Linked DNA regions of Mus musculus: region 1 is linked to region 2. The links are chromatin loops, found by intact Hi-C in ENCODE. Cell type or tissue: gastrocnemius. All regions are shown on one strand. Links, peaks and the distances in the headings refer to the core of each region. The heading gives the core; the rest is flanking DNA. Region 1 overlaps Fhl1 (four and a half LIM domains 1). Region 2 has its middle 17 kb from the start of Map7d3.

What was found. Peaks named below come from ENCODE experiments on the same cell type or tissue, not always from the same donor. Only the 100,000 strongest peaks of a DNase experiment are listed, where the experiment ranks them.
Region 1: a loop joins it to region 2, with 4 times the contacts of the local background. A loop is called at or near these places in 9 of 42 quality-filtered maps.

What each region holds. Positions count from the first base shown.
Region 1 is chrX:56,749,934-56,760,330 of GRCm38, forward strand. Fhl1 (four and a half LIM domains 1) reads left to right here. Exons shown (of 7, transcript NM_010211.3): 2 at 4,402-4,458. It overlaps Gm23258 (a small nuclear RNA gene), which reads left to right and starts at 77; the gene lies at 77-182. In gastrocnemius, for the core only: CTCF peaks have their summits at 1,813 (motif pointing left) and 5,893 (motif pointing right); a DNase peak (open chromatin) is centred at 5,944; H3K4me3 peaks cover 773 bases; H3K27ac peaks cover 1,048 bases.
Region 2 is chrX:56,833,847-56,844,243 of GRCm38, forward strand. No RefSeq gene overlaps it. Among named protein-coding and RNA genes, the nearest start is that of Map7d3, 17 kb to the left of the region's middle. In gastrocnemius, for the core only: a CTCF peak has its summit at 5,721 (motif pointing left); DNase peaks (open chromatin) are centred at 5,722 and 7,589.

The DNA.
Region 1 (10,397 bases), core at 951-8,950, 84 kb before region 2:
CTCAAAGATTAGAGAGTGACTTTCATGTGTATTCTCACAAGTGAGCACACCTCCTCACACCCCAAAACTAAAACAAATACTCAGTGAAACGGCATGCGTTGTAAAATTGGAACAATACAGAGGAGATAAACATGGCCATACACAATGATGATTAGCAAATTTATGAAGTGTTCCAAATTTTGGGGCAGGGTTGGGTAGTCAGGGTTTCTAGACAGGATCTCTTTGTATAGTCCTGGCTGTCCTGAAACTAGCTCTGCAGATCGCATCAGCCTCAAACTCATAGAGATCTGCCTGCCTCTGCCTCCCGAGTGCTGGGATTAAAGGCATGGATAAATACATAAATATAGAAAATTGTATGTAATTATTTTTTAGAGTATAAGAGCATGTTATCAGATATACTATATACCTAATCTTCTTTAAATAACAAAACTTGGGCTGTGGTACATTTATATGACTGAAACATACTTTAAAAGTTGCTTTGCTTATTATATTAATGCTTACTGAATAACTGGTTATGTTGCAGGTCTTATGTTGAAATTATTGAAATAAGGCATCTCTTAAATGGATCATTTATTCTTTTGTTTGTTTGTTTGTTTATTTTATGTGAGTACACTGTTGCTCTCTTCAGACACACCAGAAGAGGGCATCAGATCCCATTACAGATGGTCATGAGCCACCATGTGGTTGCTGGGAATTGGACTCAGGACCTTGGGAAGAACAGTCAGTGCTCTTAACCACTGAGCCATCTCTCTAGCCCGAATCATTTATTCTTAATAAATTATTTTCAGTTTTTCTAGAGGGAGCCAGCAGACATTTCAGCTGTATTTATTATTGCACTTTATGGCATCATTGAAAGTATGTTTTGAATGGCACATATGCCACTGTTTCAGACTCCCATATTAACACAAGTAGGGAAATAGATAACAGGAGGGTGAACGAGAAGTTTGAGCCTGCTGGTTACCATCACAAATACTTCTAATTAAGGGGATACTTGGGTTCATGCCTTTTTGATTTCTTAGGTGGAAGAGAATCTCCTGAAGAACATGATTAAGGGATGGTTGCCATGACAATCATATCCAAAGCATCTGAGACAGTGAATCCATGGAGATCATCCATTTTGATTGATTCAACTGGTCATTTAAGTTCATTTCAACAGACATCATCTCTGCATTTTATTTTATTTTTTTCCACGTAATTCACAAAATTGATTAGCAACTTGAGGATCCTTGAAGCTTGACTGAAAGTAATGATAGAGTCATCAGTGTCTATGACCACAATACTTTTGTTAAACCCCATTGTCTTAAACATCATTAAAATGATGTGTCAGGCTCATTAATGACATTTCTAATTTGAGTTACTAGTTTATCAGAATAGGATAAGATTAGCATGATTTATTTGAAAGCATATACCCTAAAATATTCCAGTCTGCTTTAGATTACTTTGGTATTATCACATTTACCCAGTGTTTGGCTGTCCTCCTGGGTTTTTAAAAAAATGTTTTTGCACAATATTGTTGGCACGATATTATACATTATGTCTGATCAAAGCCACAGTTATATTCTACATATGGGAAATGGCACACAGGCAATACAACCCAAAATGATGCTAAGTGGAACACACTAGCACAGGAAAAAAAAGTGAAATGAAGATGCAGATGCAGTTCAAGTCCCACTGTAAAGTTTCTCCTGGTCACTGATGAGGAAACTCTGAATTATGGAAGGGAAAATAGCTCCTTCGGGCTCAGTTGGACCCCAGTGTGTGAGCTTTGAGTTCTCAGCTTGAACCTTTCTCTCTTCTGCCCTCTGGAGGGTGTCAGAGAACATTAGATACGATGCAAGGACTTCTGAAATGAGTAGCCAGGATCCTGGTCTGCTAATAGAAGTCTTCAGCATCTTCGAACTGGTAGCCTCTTCCTACCCAGCAAGAAGGGTATAGGTGGTGAGCAGGCAGAGAAGGCGTTTGTAAAGCCAAGATCTTAGGAGGGAAGCTACCTGACTTTTCAAGTAGAGAACCAAATTCCTTCTGAGTAGAACCCAGTATAAATTGCATCTGTCTCCAGGAATAATCACTTCTAGAAGGGGAAGATGTACTAGTATTTGGAAGCTAGAGTGTGAGGAGATGAAGTTTGAAATTAAAATTGGTTGAGTCTGATGAATATATTTGGTATCAACTATCTGCGGGAGTGTTTATAGTTATCCACATTGATAGCATTTTAACTGCTTGTCTGCTGTAAGAAGTGGTTGTGTAGCTAATATTCTGCGAGTAACAGCTATGTATGCCCTGTACATTTGATTCTTTGCCTTTGTGGGTTGGTTACTATTAGGAAGTTCAGGAGGGAGAGGTTGGGCAGCTAATGTAAGGTGGAGCCAGTGTTTCGCCCCACCCTGTGTGAGTCTGGCAGCCTGTGTGTAAACCAGCTGTAACACGCTGTGTTCTTTCACAGCTGCATGAAAGGGTGTGGCACCTTCTGTGAGCAGCAAGTTCCATATGAGCAGCTGTGAGTGGGAGAGCGAGACTTTTGTATCTGTATGCCATGCAACCTACCTAGAAATAGGAAAGAAGGGCTTTGTGTTGGCCACGAGCCATTTAAAGTCCTCTAGCACGAACAAAAATGTGACATGAAATCAATAACAATGATGTTGTAGTATTAGATAATATTTCCTCCTGTGTTGGTGGGAAGGGGAGCAAAAGATAGTTCTTTGAGGATGCTTCTAAACAATTCTTTTTTCCGCTGACACAGTTTGATGTGGCCAAAACCAAAAAAGTCCTCTTCAAAAAGAAGACTCAAAAGTTATTTATTTTTTAATTTCTGAAATACTTTGATCTCTTACTTTTTTATATTTACATCTTTTCTTTATTTTTTTTTACATCCCAACCTCAGCTACCCCTCTCTCCTCTCCTCCCATTCCCTCTCCCCACCTCCCCTCTGCCTTCCTTATCCATTCTTCCTCCATTTCTCTTCAGAAAATGGCAGGCCTCCCATGGCTATCAACCAGACATGGTATATTTAGTTGCAATAGGACTCGGCACTTTCTTTCCTATTAATGCTGGACAAGGCAACCGAGTAGGCAGAACGGATCCCTCAAGGATGCAGAAGAGGCAGAGCCAGCCCCTGCTCCCACTGTTGAGAGTCCCACAAGAACACCAAGCTACACAACCATAACATCAATGCAGAGGACCTAGGTCAGACCCATGCAGGCTCCCTGATTATTTCAGTCTCTGTGAGCCCCATATGAACCCAGGTTGAAGAACCCTGTCCTTTTTAGCCAACAGTTTGCCCATTTGGACTTCAGAATAGTTGTCTTTATCTCAGAAAGTCATTGTTAAGGTTTCCTAAACAGATGAATCTGTTAGTGTGTAAAATGAACTACACCAGCTCCCGTCTAGCACACACACACACTTCAATCTGTAGTCAGTGCCTGTTTGATAACCAGCCTGGAAGCGGTTGTGGAGGTACAGGAGGGATTCCAAGCCTCGTTGTAAGCTTGGTTTATGTTTGTCCTATTCCCATTGAAACTCCCTGACAGCCTGTTCCGGGTGTGGGAACAAAACAGTTGGCAGCCGATTGTGGTGACACATACCTGTGATGCCAACAGTGGGGGAGGTGGAGGCAGGGATCCTCAGTTTGAAGCTGGCATGGATCACATGGTGAGATCCTTTCTCAAGTAAACGAAACCCAAACAGGGACCTCTTTGGGGAGCTGTCATTTTACCAGGTTCCCTTTACAAGTGATAAAAGGTAGAAATGGGGATGTGTATGGGCTCATGGGGCAGTTGCCTGTGTGTTCGGAGGACACTGTTGTGCATTTGTGTCATGGATAGCAGCAGCCATGGGACACCTGTTTCCTAGTACCACAGCTCCATCCATGCAGGGAAGAGCCTGCAAACTAACCTGCATCCTAATCCTGTTGTGGGTGGGAGATAACCTCATTTCCATGGCAACAGCTAACTATTACTCTGGTGACTTGTGGTCTACACTCTGGATGGATCAGAGCCCCCCTGTGGCAGAATATTCTAAAGATGCTAAAAGAGAAAGGGAGAAAGGTTCAACTAATAAATCTATTCTAAATGACTGAATCATTTGTTTTGATTACCAGAGTGATTGCCAAATGTTAATTTAAAACTGAAATAGGCCATGAGCTCACTTCCCTAACAATGCTGAGAGTTTGAGCTAATACAGCTTGATAATGAGGGAGCCAGATCCACTGCCAGGGCTAATGTTATATGATAAACAGACATTTGGAGAAGTATGCAGAACATCTTGGCTGGTCTCCGTTAGCTCTTCGGGTTGTAAATACAAAGGAGAATGTGTTGCTATGAGTCTTTTCAAAGGAAAATAATTTTTTTAATTGATGACTTTACTTCTAAAAGGTAATTTTGCTATTTTTTTTCTTCAATTTAGGCAACTGGTAGCTGTTCTTAGCTGTGCCCAGTCCTTCTGGAACACATCCTGTGTGAGGTGAGAGTTATTCATTGCTATGGATTCTTATGCTGATCTCTGATTTTCCAATTTTGAGCATTGTACAATGCGTTTTATTTCTTTGAGAAGTTGAAGAAGATTTATCTTAATGGGCCCGACCAGTATCACTGCTTACCCTGACTGTCAGCTCTCTGGGGAGTGCCTTTTCTAGCAAAAAGCTCATTTGCTTTGAACTTGGTAGCATAAAAGTAAAAAGTGGCAGGTGCTGTCGTGGGGAGCAGAGAAGCTGCGTGGGATGACCACTGCTCTGAGTAGAAGGGGACTCCTCATGGTGACTGGACATCAAGTCCGAAGACACTTCCTGTCCTGGGTGAAAGGTGTCAGGCCACTGTCAAACCTGGTGGTAGGAACACCAGAGTGTTTCTTCTGGGTCACAATAGCCTGAGCCAATGTGTTTTTGTTTTTTTTTAATTTGCCTTCAAGTTTAGAAGAAGCCATGCTATAATGGTGCATGTAACCACACTGCCTGGACATTCATCTGCTGTACTCATTGGCTAGACATCCTCTGCTTCCTTCAACTGGGGGGCTGCTTTATGCCCTGTGATAATCCAGGCTTCCTTATTTCCCCTCGAGAGACAGGACATCCATCTGTAAAAATAACTAGAGACATGTAAGAGAGGTCTACTTTAGGTACAATGTAGAAATGACTGCTTCCTTTTGTCCCCCGGTTTCTGTATTTATTCAAGGGACATGATACTTGGGAGCACTGTACTTGTCAAGGTTGCCAGTTTCATACACAAGGAGGTGCCATTGCTGTGGGCACCTTCTCTACTTAGGTAAACCTGCTCAATTCTTTTGAATCAATCATTACAGAAACACACAGGGCTACACTGCTGAGTCTTATGTTTTTCCTTTAATCCACTGAGCCCCATTGTGTACCAAGGCAGGAGTGTTATGACAAAAGTCAGGTACTTTGGATCTGATGTAGGGAAGCCCTAGATAATTTTCTCTTCATCAGGTAAGGAGACTGAACATTGCTCTGTAAAATGTTACCCACTTACGCTCTGATTCTTGAGCCTACAACTTTTGCTTCCTCTGTAATAAGCGGGTATGAACAAGTAGGTGATACTGTTGGAGCAACAGCTGTGCCTAGGACCAAAAGCCCCCAAAAGAGAAAAAAATGGAAGTTCTGTATTTCACACCCTATTTTTAAAGTTATTTAGGGTCAAATTAAACCATTCAGGAAAATGGAGTTTGCAATTTCCTCAGGAGGATGGTAGAAATTTTAAAACGATGTGATACAGCATTCATCTTCCACAAAGTTTATAATTGTAGGAATTGATATTATTCTATTTGGCTTGCCTCCAGTTTATAAAATTATTTGGAACACAGTTGAGCACAAAATAAAAAACAAAAGACTTATTTTATGTGTCTTATTTTGTCTGCATATGTGTCTGTACAGTCCCTGAGGAAACCAGAAGGGGGCACTAGATTCCCTGTAACTGGACTTACAATCTCTTGTGAGCTGCCGCGTGGGTGCTGATCAAACCTGGCTCCTTTAGAAAAGCAGCTAGCACCCTTAACCACTAAGCCATCTTTCCAGCCCTCACAACATAATTGTTAGCAGACACATGAGCTGGGTAAAATAGGACTACTCTGATTTGTACTGTAGAAATGATAATATTGTTAATGGATTGAATACATTTTCATATTTAGGAAATATTTGTGTAACTGCCATATGGTTATTTTCATTATTGATTTGGCAGGTTGTTTTTTTAAATATTCACCAAATAAAGTTCTGAAAGATAGTAGTCATAATGATTTGATGTGTGCCATGGATATTGATGTGATCTCTCTCTCTTGGAATCCAAGTAGTCAGCATACGAGTCCGCACAGATGGATTACGCAGACTTAAAAGAGTTTAGAACTCTTGAATCTAGAGCCATGGGCTCAAACTGGTAAGCTGGATCTGGCACACAGAGGTGTTCTTTTAAAATGCTAGTGAGTTGCCAGCCTTGAAAAATCGAGAGATTTCACACTCTTAAACATCCACATTTCCCATGTCTTGAAATACAGAAGATTTGGCACCACAAACCCTGTGTTCCCATTCGGCTATAATAGGCTGCAGCCAACTTGCTGCTGTTCTTTTGCAGAGAGCACAGGCTGCGAGAGCCTTGCCACAGCCTCCAACCTTCCCTGCGGTCTTCTTGACACAAAGGGTGGGGGCCTGTTGCCATTACTAGAACACTGTGCTCACGTAGGCACTTGGCTTTTCAGTGTCAATTGAAGATAAGATTGGGTGTGAAGTTCAGATTACCCTGTCTGGCGGATCACTTGGTTTATTTTTCTGGGCTGAGCCATGTTCATTTTAAGGGCGTGCTTAAGATTCATCTTAAGTTGGCAGGTGAACCCTAATAGGGGAGGGATACTTACTGATGCTACCTGAGTAAGAAGAGGAATATCTGAGCAGTATCTTCTTACAAAGGCTTGCTTGGGGTCAGTCTTTCTCAGATATACCTCACTTCCTTTCACTACCCTGTAACAGGGTAGCTTAAAAATGCAACTAGTTTTAATACAGCATACCACATGTGGAGGATAAAGAAAAGTTGTTGAGATAAAGAAAGCTTGCTTGAGATTTTATTCTGATATATTTTCTAGTAAAATATTATTCATGTTAAGCCCAAGAATTATGAATTATGGACAAGAACTTTATATTTAATTATCAGAGTACACATTTATGCTGCTCTTAGGATCCATTGAACATAAGACTGCAGAAAATCGGCTAATTATCAAATCCCTAAGTGAGCAATAATCATGTAAGTTGTAATAAGCTGAAAGAGTCAGAAAAGAAGAAGATGGTCTTCTTTTCTCTAACTCTACCGTGAAAAAGGTAATTATAACCAAAAGGAAACTGTGCCCAGAAAATTTGCCACATGGATAAAAGGTAATTTTGGCATTGTATACTGAAATTATTCAAGTTGTTGAGTTTCGATGGTTGCTTAGTAATGCAAAAGAATATAGCTAGCAAAAACGTATCATAGTGTAGGCTGCAAAATTTTATGTATATGTGTATGTGTATGTGTATGTGTATGTGTATATGTATATGTATATGTATAGTGGTTATAACCATGCAAGGTGATATGGATGTATGTACAAGAACCAGAGGGCACATGGATGAGTAAGTACTACTTTATTTGAGATTTCATGATGCTTATTCATTTTAACATAAGCTCGTACTCTAAGGCTGAGAATCTGTTGCTTTTAACTACTTTACACATCACGAAATATTCCTGTTTATCACAAGGTAAGTAAATAACCATGAACTATAATACCATTTGGTCTTGGCCTATACTTAAATGTGGCATTCCAACGGTATAGGTCTTTCTTGTGTATTTTGTACCCACTCAGATTCCTGTTTGTCATTCTTCTCCTGTGTTCTTGGTGACCCCCATGACAAAGGACATGTATTTTGTTTTGGGGCTTCTTGTAGATGTGGGCTGATGCTTCATGTGTAAAGGTCCAGTGTACCCTGGGGAAGGGTCTTAATTATGTTCTCACAGGAGGGCAGTATCAGCCCATCATCTCTAGGCCTTTGCAGAAGCCTACAAAAATTACTTTCAGAGTAATGGTCTTTTCTCAGTGCCCCTTCCCTTCATCTCTCTTTCAGATGTACTTGTGTCTCTTCTAATTAGGTCAGGTACTTCATGTCTGTTTTTCTTTCTTGACATGGTTTTCCTCTGGCTTTGGCAGCACATATTTTCCCCATATGTCATTGCCTCTAGAGCTTCATGCTGCAGTCATTTTTCAAGGGGAATGGAGAGCACATTGCTGGAGGGGGGGTAAGTCTTGCCTCCCTTGCTTGCCCTTTACTTGAATGAGCAACTCATATTTCTTTTGGGTCTAGTTCTGTTTGGTTTTGGAGTCTTCACAGTCCGTTATGTTTGGACTAAAAGATACTTAAGTAAAAATAATGGTAAGTCACAGATATGTCTGGCAGAGGTGCAGCACATTTGTTAAGGTTACTGGTTTATTTATCTCCCCTATCTCTATGGCAACTCAATCTGAGTCTGGGATTTAATGGACTTAACTTTGACCTTCTGTAACATCTCTTAACTTTTCCCAGCCCTCTACTGAAAAGGAATTCATTTTCACTTGAGGAAAGAAATACACGTCACTTACAGAAAGAGTCCTATTTGGGCTCTCAAAGGTGGTCTCTGTAAAGGCTTTGGGTTTTTTCAGCTTAAAATTGTATTGAAAAAAAAGAGTTTCATGTGAATAAGTATCCACAGTGTGTGTGTGTGTGTGTGTGTGTGTGTGTGTGTGTGTGTGTGTGCCATGAGTTTTTTTGGTGCCCTCAAAAACCAATCAGATCTGCCCCAAGAACTAGAGTTACAGACTTCAGGTTGCTATGTGGATGCTGGGAACTGAACTCAGGTCCTCAAGATCAGCCAGTGCTTTGAACAGCGGAGTCATCTCTTACGCTTCCCAGAACCTTTAAGTTTTTATAGTCTTCAGTCTTCAGAGTATACATCACACTTAACAACACACATATGTATAACAACACACATACGTATGTGGCATTACTGGTGTACAAAGAACAGTGTTCCTTTTGGTGAGCTAAAGTACTGTTTTGTCATTGTGAGTCTTTGTGAACATATAAGAGAGTTTATTGTAAGGATATTAAATCAAAGAGAACATTAATTACACTTTTTTTTTTTTTGGTTTTTCGAGACAGGGTTTCTCTGTATAGCCCTGGCTGTCCTGGAACTCACTTTGTAGACCAGGCTGGCCTCGAACTCAGAGATCCACCTGCCTCTGCCTCCCGAGTGCTGGGATTAAAGGCGTGCACCACCACGCCCGGCTTTAATTACACATTTTTAATATTTATTTTAAAAATGATCTCTTATCCATCATAGAATTAGAAATTTACATGCCCACAAATGATCAGACTATGTCTCAGAGTTTAAATTGTTAAACAGCACCATAGTAGTGCATAAGAAAGATTTAGTTTGACCAGTATTTCCGTAGAAGTCAGCTTTGGATCCCGACATTCAAATCCAGCATTTCATCAGTACCTGACTCATGTGCATAAAGACAGAGTATCTGTCTGAGGAAGTTAGAGCCAAGCCATGTTGGACCTAAGTTGGTTTAAATGTTCACATAACACTTTTTCAGTCTCTTCTGTATGGTTGCAAGACATTTACAGAGACATTCCAGTTTCAGGAAATGCAATAATTTTTTCCAAATCCTCTTTACATTATTATTACGTCAGTTCAGTATAGGACATTCAAGATTTTTTTTCTCATGACACTGTTTTAACCTGCTTCCTACCAACGTAGACCATAACCTTGTCAGTACATCTCAATAGCTGTAAGCAAAGTTTCTGTCTTATTGATTACCTATGTTGGCAGACTATCTCTGATGTAGGTTAGATGTTTCAAGGCATGCATCATGGAAATGCAATAATTTATCCATGAAGTCATAGTGTATTACTGTAAATCTAGTGTATAGTGTATTAGTCTACTTATGAAAAGTGTATTTGTAAGTCGTGTCGCCTTCTCTAAGAACAAACTCATGGTTGAATTTCCCTTAATATTAATAAGACTTGTAACAAAGGATGTGGCAAGGGAGGTCACCTGTGTCCTTTTGACCTTACTCTGCAAGCATCCAGTACAACTGAAGTCCAATACGAATTGGTAAAATAAGAAACCTTTTGTGAGATATCATCAAGTCTCCATAGACATGGAGGTTGTTTTATGATCTTGTCTCTCATCACCTTTTCTATTAATAGGTCCAAGACTTGAGAAGCAGTAACAGATGCTCACTTGTGAGTGATCCACACTTGTGCGGCGAATGCTGCGTACACTTTAGTTTCTAGAATGGAAACCTTGACTCACATATCTAAGAAAATGTATTAGGTCAAGTTCATAAGTACATCATATAAATTTTGTTCTGACCACCATGAGAAGAATGACTGA
Region 2 (10,397 bases), core at 1,295-9,294:
AAGAGATCTGCAACCCTATCGATGGAACAACATTATGAACTAACCAGTACCCCAGAGCTCTTGACTCTAGCTGCATATGTATCAGAAGATGGCCTAGTCAGCCATCACTGGAAAGAGAGGCCCATTGGACTTGCAAACTTTATATGCCCCAGTACAGGGGAACGCCAGGGCCAAGAAGTGGGAGTGGGTGGGTAGGGGAGTGGGGGACTTTTGGTATAGCATTGGAAATGTAAATGAGGAAAATACTTAATAAAAAATTAAAAAAAAAAAAGAGTGCGTGCAGTTCAGAATGTGAGCCAGAGGTCCACAGCCTTGGCAGTTTCTGGCACAGAGGGAGTCGCACAGGCTTTGCTGAAGGTCAGATTAGGAAGGGCAACAATGTATCCTCCTTCAGCTCCTTCAGGAAAGCTTGTCCATGATCCCTAGAAGGCTAGGTGACTTGACGGCTCAAAGAAAACAATGTGGGCTCGAGTTTTCCTTCAGCCTTGGAGATACCACAGTAGAGCCTGTCAACTTCAGCTGTCTAGACCCGAATTCTTTTGTGTTACGTTCCTTACCTTTCACCTACATCACTACCAAGGCTGTGGATGTGGTAGAAAGGGAGCACACTGAGCATGGTCTCCGAAATTCACGGAAACTGGAATCATTTTCACAGAGTTTGTGTTGTGTTACTTATAACAGGAAGGTTAGTTACACGGTTCTCTAGTGCAGTTTGCAATGCTCTTCTCTTTTCTTTTCTCTTCTCTTCTCTTCTCTTCTCTTCTCTTCTCTTCTCTTCTCTTCTCTTCTCTTCTCTTCTCTTCTCTTCTCTTCTCTTCTCTTCTCTTCTCTCCTCTCCTCTCCTCTCCTCTCCTCTCCTCTCCTCTCCTCTCCTCTCCTCTCCTCTCCTCTCCTCTCCTCTCTTCTCTTCTCTTTTCTTCTCGTTCCTTTCCTTTTTCCTTTCCTTTCCTTTTCCTTCCTTCCTTCCTTCCTTCCTTCCTTCCTTCCTTCCTTCCTTTATTTATTTATTTTATTTTTTAGACAAGATCTCTCTACATAGTCCCGGCTGTTCCTAGGACTCACCATGTAGGTCAGGCTGGCCTTGAACTCAGAGATCCACTTGACGCTGCCTCCCAAGTGTGGGGATTAAAGGCACACATCGCCAGCATTTTTTTTCACCATATTTTTCAAAGTCCATTAATGGATACTTTTGTGGTCAGTGGTCTGAGCTGGCGTTCCCGGGAGCACAAAAGGAAGGAAAACCAAAAGTATAGTTTTCCTGACAGCTCAGACACTAAGATTTGGCTTCTCCCTCATTTTACCAGAGAAGTAACTGAAGTGTAGTGATTTGCTCAACCTCTAACAGCTAGCAGACAGCAAGACCACTTATTTGAAATTAGCATTTTCTAAAAGCCACAGTACTTACAATATGCAATACAAATTATAGTTCAAGAAGGATCTATGAGTATAGAAATTGTCAAAAGGCTATCTTGAGGCTTAAAGGTGATTGTGGGTTTGTTGTTGCTGTTGTCGTTGTTGTTGTCTCGAGACAGGGTGATTGTGCTTTTAAAATGGTATGCACTGTAGCTAAACCAAATCAGTGTGACGACGGTTTAGCTACCGCACAGTTTTCTTTTTATTTGTATCAATGGCCATATATTCCAGCCGTATTTAGATGAAATGTTTGAATCTACATTGTGTTGCAATCTTCATTTTTTACTTAATCCAGTCCACATACTTACCACTTAGTGCCTTAATAGCATTTCATCTGCTCAAATAGGTTATCAGCTTTTAGATTACTGTTGATGAACTGCAGGAATGGTTTTGGTTTTGGTTTTGGTTTTGTTTTGTTTTGTTTTGTTTTGTTTTTCCTTCTTCTGGTGTTTCTATCATTAAAAACAGTGAGCCTATTGAATTTGCCTGGCAATTTTACCACTCCCCTACCCTCCGTTTTATTTGACATAATGTTTTTGGAATATGGTCTTGGGAAGAGGAGGGTGGGGGAGTGGAGGATGCATATGAAGAGCTTTCAAACCAAATCACCCTCCATCAGTTCATTGTATCTGTGTATCCGCAGGGATGGCGAGATGAGATAATTGCGGAGAGGGGGTGTTATCTTTAGGCATAGAAAGGAACTTGAGGGTTCTCGGCTCACACTTCTTTCTCCCCAACCCTCTACCCTCTCACACTGAGTGTTTTTCTGGCCTTTTTGTAACTTCCTCTTCTGCTGCAGAACAGGGTGGACAGTTTGTGCACCAAAGCCACATGAGGAGTGTGAGCAGCCATTGTGCTTTACTGAACCAAATGCTACAGATTCGCTTCCATCCTCAATTGCATAAACTGGTGGCTTAGGTCCCAAATGCCAGCTGGTACCTAAATGTACCCGGCCCTCCTGTAGCCTTTTTGGTTTGGTTCTTCTGAAAGAGAGTCTCACCATGTAACCCTGGTTGGCTTGGTACTGTGTACTCCGCACTCACTCAAAGTCATGGCAGTCCTCCTGCCTTAGTGCTAGGATTAATGATGTGTTCATGCCCATATACTGCACACTCCCTCCCCCCTTTTAAGAATATTCTGTCTGGATCCATGTACCCTTGAGTATAATCTTTGATCACTTACACGTCATTCATCATTCAGTAGTAAGTGGTGTGTCTGAGAGTTTAGCCCATGGCATCTTGCTCCTCATAACAAACCTTGGGCTAAATGCTTTTTGTCCCATTTTTATGGAGCAGGAAACTGAGGCTTAGAAAGGTATTCAATTTAGACCAGCTTAATTGGTAAAAGTGCCTGCCTTGCCAACCTTACAATGAGCTCATTGCCTGGAATATGCAGTAGAAGGACATAATAGAACGTGATTCTCTGACCTCCATGCTGAAGCCATGACATTCACCACCTGTGCTAGTGTGCATACACGTGCACATACATCCCTCCCCCGAACTTCACCCTCATGATATTACTAAATAAAAGAAAAATTAAGAGGGAGAAAGGAAAGAAAATTAAAATGCCCAGAGTCACATAGCTCAAATGTATCTTTTCTATGATATAAATTTAAATTGTCTACTCTAGAACCTTTGTTCTCTCTGTTTTGGTCTTGCTTTGTTTTTGAGCCATAGTATTCCTGTGCTGCTCAGTTTGGCTCCACACTCTTAGGCTCACGTGAACATCCTGCCTCTGCCTCTTGGGGGATGGGATGGCAGCCATTACTGTGGTTCCTAGCTCCGATTTGTTCTGTTCTCATGGGATGATGACTGACTATTCATCATACTATCTGCATAATGTTTGAAGTATCAAATAAGATAAAAAAAAGAAAACCGGGCTGGTGAGATGGCTCAGTGGGTAAGAGCACCCGACTGCTCTTCCGAAGGTCCGGAGTTCAAATCCCAGCAACCACATGGTGGCTTACAACCATCCGTAATGAGATCTGACTCCCTTTTCTGGAGTGTCTGAAGACAGCTACAGTGTACTTACATATAACCAATAAATAAATCTTTAAAAAAAAAAAAAGAAAGAAAACCACCAAGATGCCTTGTAAAGTGTAAACAAACCTTGCATAAAAATGTGTAGGCATTTTGTAAATGTAAAGTCCATTAAATAAAATAAAAATCAAATAATTAAATAATAAATAAAATAAATAATTAAATGATAAATATGAAAAGATAAATAAAATAAATAATAAATAATAAAATAAAAATAATAACTAAATAAAAATAAAACAATTAAACCCATCACTTGGATTTAATTTAGCTACAGTGATTAGGAATTCTTTTTTCAGAGTGGATCTTACTATGTCTGCTTGGCTGGCCTGGACCTGTTGTAAGCCACATGTGGCTAGCTTCCTGTGTCTGCGTCCCAAATGCTGGGATTAAAGGTCTGAGCCAAAACTTTAAAGACAAATATATATATATATATATATATATATGGTTTTTTGATATATGGTTTCTCTGTATAGCCCTGGCTGTCCTGGCTGTCCTGGAACTCACTCTGTACACAGGCTGGCCTTGAACTCAGAAATCTGCCTGCATCTGCCTCCCGAGTGCTGGGATTAAAGGTGTGCACCACCACTGCCCGGCAAAAACCAAAACTAGTTTATGAGTATGTGAGAGTGCTTGTATAGATGTGTACCATGTGTGTACCTGGTGTCTGTAGACGCCAGATGAGGGTGTTGAGTCCCCTATCCCTGGAGTCTTAGGCTTTTTTAAGGCACCAGATGGGGGCACTGGGAACCAAACCCTTCTCATTTTAAGATTAGCCAGTGTTGTTAACTACTGAGCCCTCTCTCCAGTCCCTAATTTAGCTATACTGATTCTATAGGCTTCAATTAGCCACATAACCTGGCCTAATAGCCATGTGGTGGGATGGGCTTAGTAGTTTCTGTTCTAAAATATATATTTTGAGGGGCATGTCCCTGGTGATTGCTAGAGGACCCTCTTTTCACTAGTGTCTTTGTTGGTGACTGATGGAATGGGATAGAGCTTGAAGAAGTCGCTAGCCTCTGTCCGCTCCTCTCCTAAGGGAGAGAGCCAGGGTTAGACAGACACATGGAACCTTAAAACTCATATCAGCTATATCAGGGTCCTTTCAGCCAACGCTTGCTAGTGTATGCTATGGTGTCATCGTTTGGAGGCTAATTATGGGATGGATCCCTGGATATGGCAGTCTAGGCCGGGGCCTAGCAAACACATAAGTAGATGCTCACAGTCAGCTATTGGATGGAGCACAGGGCCCTCAATGGAGGAGCTAGAGAAAGTACCCAAGGAGCTAAAGAGATCTGCAACCCTGTAGGTGCAACAACATTATGAACTAACCAGTATCCCAGAGCTCTTGACTCTAGCTGCATATGTATCAAAAGATGGCCTAGTCGGCCATAACTGCAAAGAGAGGCCCATTGGACACACAAACTTTATATGCCCCAGTACAGGGGAACGCCAGGGCCAAAAAGTGGGAGTGGGTGGGTAGGGGAGTGGGGGGGGGAGGGTATGGGGGTCTTTTGGGATAGCATTGGAAATGTAAATGAGGAAAATATGTAATAATAAAAAATATTAAAAAAAAACTCATATCAGATACTCTTCACACTGGGACAGACCTGGACACCCCTGCCCACTGTGCCTTTCTTATTTCTTTAAATCTATAATTTTGAAAATGAACATCCTGTCCATTATTGGGGAGAGGATCCATATGGAGTGTGTTGTATGAGACTTTATCAGGAAATCAAGGTATGAAATGTCACCAAACATCCTGGCATGGGACATACTTACCTGTGTGGACTGTCCCTTCCTGTGTAAGAACTGCCTACTTGTGAGTAGCCTCTTCATGTGTAACGATGTGTCTCCCTATCTAAGGATAAGAGACCGGCATTGAAGGGGAAGAGACTTGAGCCATTAACTACATCAGGCAAACCACTCCAGCTCTTCCATCTATGCGAATTCATGAAAGGATCATCCCCAGCTGTTAGTCTCAGTCTTGCCTGGCTTTATACTTGATGCCCCTCTCTGAAATCTGAAATTTATTTGTGACTACTTTTCATTGGAGCCAAACATGTTTGGCTGTTCAGAAAATAAAAGTAGACATTTAAAACCTGAAGGTGTGTTATAGAGGTCATCATGGAAATGGCAACCTAACCCAACCCAACCCAACCCAACCCAAACCAAACAAACAAACAAAAAACCCAACAACAACAAACAAAAACAAAAAGAAAACCAGGCCTTGCTCTTTGGTAAAACTGAGTGTTGCTGCCACCTAGTGGACAAGATGTATCATGCAAGCAAAGTCAACTCTGGTTAGGTCTACAGAAAAACACCAGCCATCAGCCCACTGTTGAGAAATTAGTTAACTCAGGAATTCCACTGGTATATTAGACATCACACTGTTACTTTATTTTCTTTACATTATTTTTGTTTATTTTTTGGAGACAGGGTTTCTTGAAACCTGTGTGTTTCTCTGTACAGCATTGGCTGTCCTGGAACTCACTCTGTAGACCAGGAGGCTTTGAACCCAGAGAACCAGCTGTCTCTGCCTCCAAAGTGCTGAGATTAAAGGAGTCCCCCACCACTACCCGGCTTTTTTTTCTTTTCGAGACAGGGTTTCTTTGTGTATCTCTGGCTGTCCTGGAACTCACTCTGTAGACCAGGCTGGCCTCGAACTCAGAAATTCACCTTCCGTGCCACCACTGCCCTGCCCTTCTTTAATTCTTTTTTAAAAAAAGATTTGTTCATTTACTTTGTGTGAATGTTTTGAGTGTGTGTGTGTGTGTGTGTGTGTGTGTGTGTGTGTGTGAAAGAGAGAGAGAGGGAGAGAGAGAGAGCATGCGTGCTCGTGCATGTCCAGTGCCAGCAGAGGTCGAAAGAGGAGATCTCATTTCCGAAAACTGGTGTTATAGGCAGTTGTGAGCTACCTGATGTTGGGAACCAGGCCTACAAGCCTAGGTCCTGTGCAAGAGCAGTAAGTGCTCTTAACTGTTGAGCCTTCCTTTCACTGTTTCTTCATTAGCTTAAAGCCAATAAATTTTCATTTGAGCATAATGGGTTGGGAGGAGACCTACTCTGGTCTGTAGCTAAGTAGTTAGTTTGTTTGATTTACAGATGCTATTCTCAGAGGCTGCCAGAGGAAGGTAGACTCCAAGCATCCACATATACGGTGTTCTTCCCATGTCCTAGCTAGATTCCCAGGACGTTAGAACATCCGAAAGGAGACCTTTTAGGGCCTTGGGCTAGAAGCTGAAGAGGAACACTGGTTTGACCGAGGTCACACATAGTTGATGTAGGAGAAGCTGGTTTGGTTGAATGGGAGTGGGTATTTGCCAAAGCACCTTGGAAAGACATGGAGCTCCTGGGTCTCAGAGAGGCATCAGCGCTGGGGACATGTTTAAAGGAATCCATTCTGGTTGGGAGGGATTCTGAAGAAACAGAAATGCGGGAAGCTTCAAGCATCAAGAGGCACTCTCTGCTAGGCTAGGGGATGGTGGGGATCACTGGCTGGGGCTTTCACAGAAGCTGAACTGCATCTTCAGTCCTTTCCTTCCCTAGGCTTCCCACCGTTTAGGTTGCAACAGTGTCTCACTAAACTATTCTTCCTGTCCCTGAACTCACGGTGTAGATCCAGCAGGCCTTAAATTTGATATTCTCCTATGTCAGCCTGCAGAGTTGCTGCGATTATGGGTGTGTGTCACCAGGCCCAGTTTAGAATGTCTTTTCTTTTAAAAACAACAGCCCTTCTTCTCCTTATCATGAGTACAGCAAACTCACATCCCCTGGTTGAAACAATCACTTATTTCCATGCTTTCACTATAGTCAACAACCTTAATATCGGCAGTAATGGTCGCTGATATTAACAAGGGTAACCACTGTACCTTGTGTTTTACCGTCCCATTTTACAGTCGAGTAAGCTGAGACTCCGAGAGCAGTTTACTTAAAATCACATAGTTTCTCCTGATGATTTCAGCTCTCAATCAGCCTTCTCCGGTACATTAATACTAGGAAACAGGAGGTGAGTGTGCATCCTAGCTCCTAAGGGGCATTGTCCTTCCGTGAAGCTTCCCTTCCGGGTGTACTTAGCACCCTTGGTAAATTAGCACACAGGTGGAGCATCATTCTAGCCTTTTCTCAGGAAATAATCAATTGGCCTGCAGGGGGAGAGATTACCCCAGGAAAACATTTTCTTGACTGCACAAACAATTGCTTGCTAGCTGTGGGTGGAAAAGGAAAACCGACTGTAGGAAGACATGTGACCGATGAGAAGAGTACTTGAGTATCTACTGCTGTTTGAGATTTTTAGAGCAGTTGCCTCTGTCCATTAACATGGGTAATTGAAGAATTAATTATAGTGAAGACATTCCAATCTTTCCCTTTCACAGGCAAAAATCTAATCAGGAATAAACAAGTGTTTACAGAATTATTTACAGAAAGGAATGCACCTGCTACTAATGTTTGTTGTTAAAGACTCCTTCTTTCTCCTTGAGTTAATGATTAGCTGGAGAGGATCAGTGAGTACCGTTTTACGCCCCCCCCACCCCACCCCCCCGTCCATCCATCACCTGTGTAGCACATATCTCTATATCCCTAACAGAATATGCACCACAATAATTTCTCTCCAGCTCCACCCCTTCTTTGACATTTGTTGGTAGCTCAGGCAAGAGTATAGGTTAACATGACTTTAATATTTTATAGTGTTTCTCGGTGGTCTAAGCAGAGACTAATAAATATGGGACATTTAAAATATGTGAACAGGAAATGGGAAGAAAGAGGAAGTGAGTTTAGAACCAAAGGAAGCTTTGTGTTCGGTGAGCGCCATCAAGAGAAAAGAGAGATTGAACAGAGTTTGGAGTGATGGTTCAGTAGTTAACAGCATTTACTGTTCTTCCAGGGGACCTGGGTTAGATTTCCAACACCCTCATGGCAGTTAACGAACTGTCTGTAGTTCCAGTTTCAAGGGATATGCTGTGCTCTTCTGATCTCTGTGGGCACATGTGGGGTACATATACATACATGCAGGCCAAACAGTTATATAGATAAAAAGAACCTTAAAAATACCTTAAAGAGTAATGGACCAGTGTCATGTTTAGACTCGGAACACCAAGGTGAGTACTAACGAGCAGAAGTTTCACTTCTTTTCTAAATTCAGCCTGAGATGAAGACAAAAGACAATGAGTTCCTTTCCAGGAGCCAGAGTAGGCCTCAAGTGTCATGCGATTCTCCTGTGCTGTATATAGTCTGTTGTTTGGTGTGTTCGAGGCAATTTCGTAAAGCAAAAGGAACTTTGCAATCACATCCTAGGCTTCAAGAATCCGATGTGTGTGTGTGTGTGTGTGTGTGTGTGTGTGTGTGTGTGTTTAAAGTGAAAAGGAAGTAAATGTCAGAGACTTCGTTACTGAGCACCAAGGGAAGGTTGTAATGATAGTAAGAGTTCTCATTTCATTTTGTACGGATTAGATGCCATGTATGTCATAATGAAGTGCACGTGGACAGCTCTTCAGTGACTTGCTTGTTTTTTTTTTTTTATTTTTGAGACAGGGTTTCTCTGTGTAGCCCTGGCTGTCCTGGAACTCACTTTGTAGACCAGACTGGCCTCGAACTCAGAAATCTGCCTGCCTCTCCCTCCCAAGTGCTGGGATTAAAGGTGTGTGCCACTACTGCCTGGTTTAAATATATACATCTTAAAAAGTCAATCTATCTACCTATGGTATACATTTTACTATGAAACATTCTAATTAAGAAGCTGTGTGTATGTTGTGTGCACTGAAGTTTTTTTTTATTGCTATTGTTTTTAGAATTAGGCAGTTCCTTCTCCCAGAGGTCAGTGGTCACTTCTATGATATGGTATGTGAGCAGTTCCCCCCAAGTAGCTCCTTCCCCCCCTTGCTCCACAGTGCTATATTTTCCAAGCTTGTGGTTGCTACTTTAAATTTGAAATAGGTAGCCTCTGTTGAAATTATGCACTAGGGGAAGAAGCAGATGGAAATGATGTGGATCCTGGGTAGGAGCACTTATCGTATACCAAGTAGAGTGCTAACAAACAGGCAGATGGAAAGGTTCTCAACACTGTTAGTCATCAGAGAAATGCTGATTAAAGGCACACTAAGATGCCCTTGTGTACCTATTTGGATGGCTTAAATAAAAACAAAATGGATAGTATCCAAAGCTGACCAGGATGCAGAGTACGTGAACCTCTTAGATATCGCTAGTGAGATGGAAAATCTTCAAAGGAAGTAGGGTGGAATGGGTAACAATTTGGTCCGTGAAGAGAAGACTTAAGTTCATGATCTTAACGTGAAATTTGATCAAAAAGGAGACTTCATTTGCCACGATTGTTATTTAAATGAAATATTCCTGAAAAAAAAAAGTATTCAGTGTCCATATACCGTCCCGCCTTTTTAAATTAGCAGGTTTCTATAAAGCTTCCCAGGAAAAGCCGCTCTTGCAGAACCACTGATAAAGGGAGGCGTGTGATCACAGGATTTACTGTACCTTCCACAATCAATCAATATTGATTACTTCCCCTCATTAATGGTCTCTGCATTCATCAAGAATAGGGTACCTCCCTAGCTCTGTCCTTTCCCCAACAACTATAAATTACCATCAAGGTCCCCCTTATCTTCACCTGACTCCAACCACTCGCCTGGCTTAAGAGCTCCAGGCAGCTTACTGTACAGATGGTGCCATGACTATGTTTACCTGAGTATCTGTCAGGCTGGTTGATACAGGAAAATAAATCTATGCTGTCTACTTTTTGCTTCAGAAGGGGATGTGTCTGAAGTTAATTGAAATAGAGATCATCGAACAGTCTGAACAAACATACATGTATTGTACAAGGCAACTAAACTAAGCTGAAAAATAATCAAAAGAGTTGGCTAGTATATGTAACCAGGACTCTGTGTTGTTATTGCTTATCTGAATTGTTCATTGGGAAACCTTTTTTTTTTTTTTAAA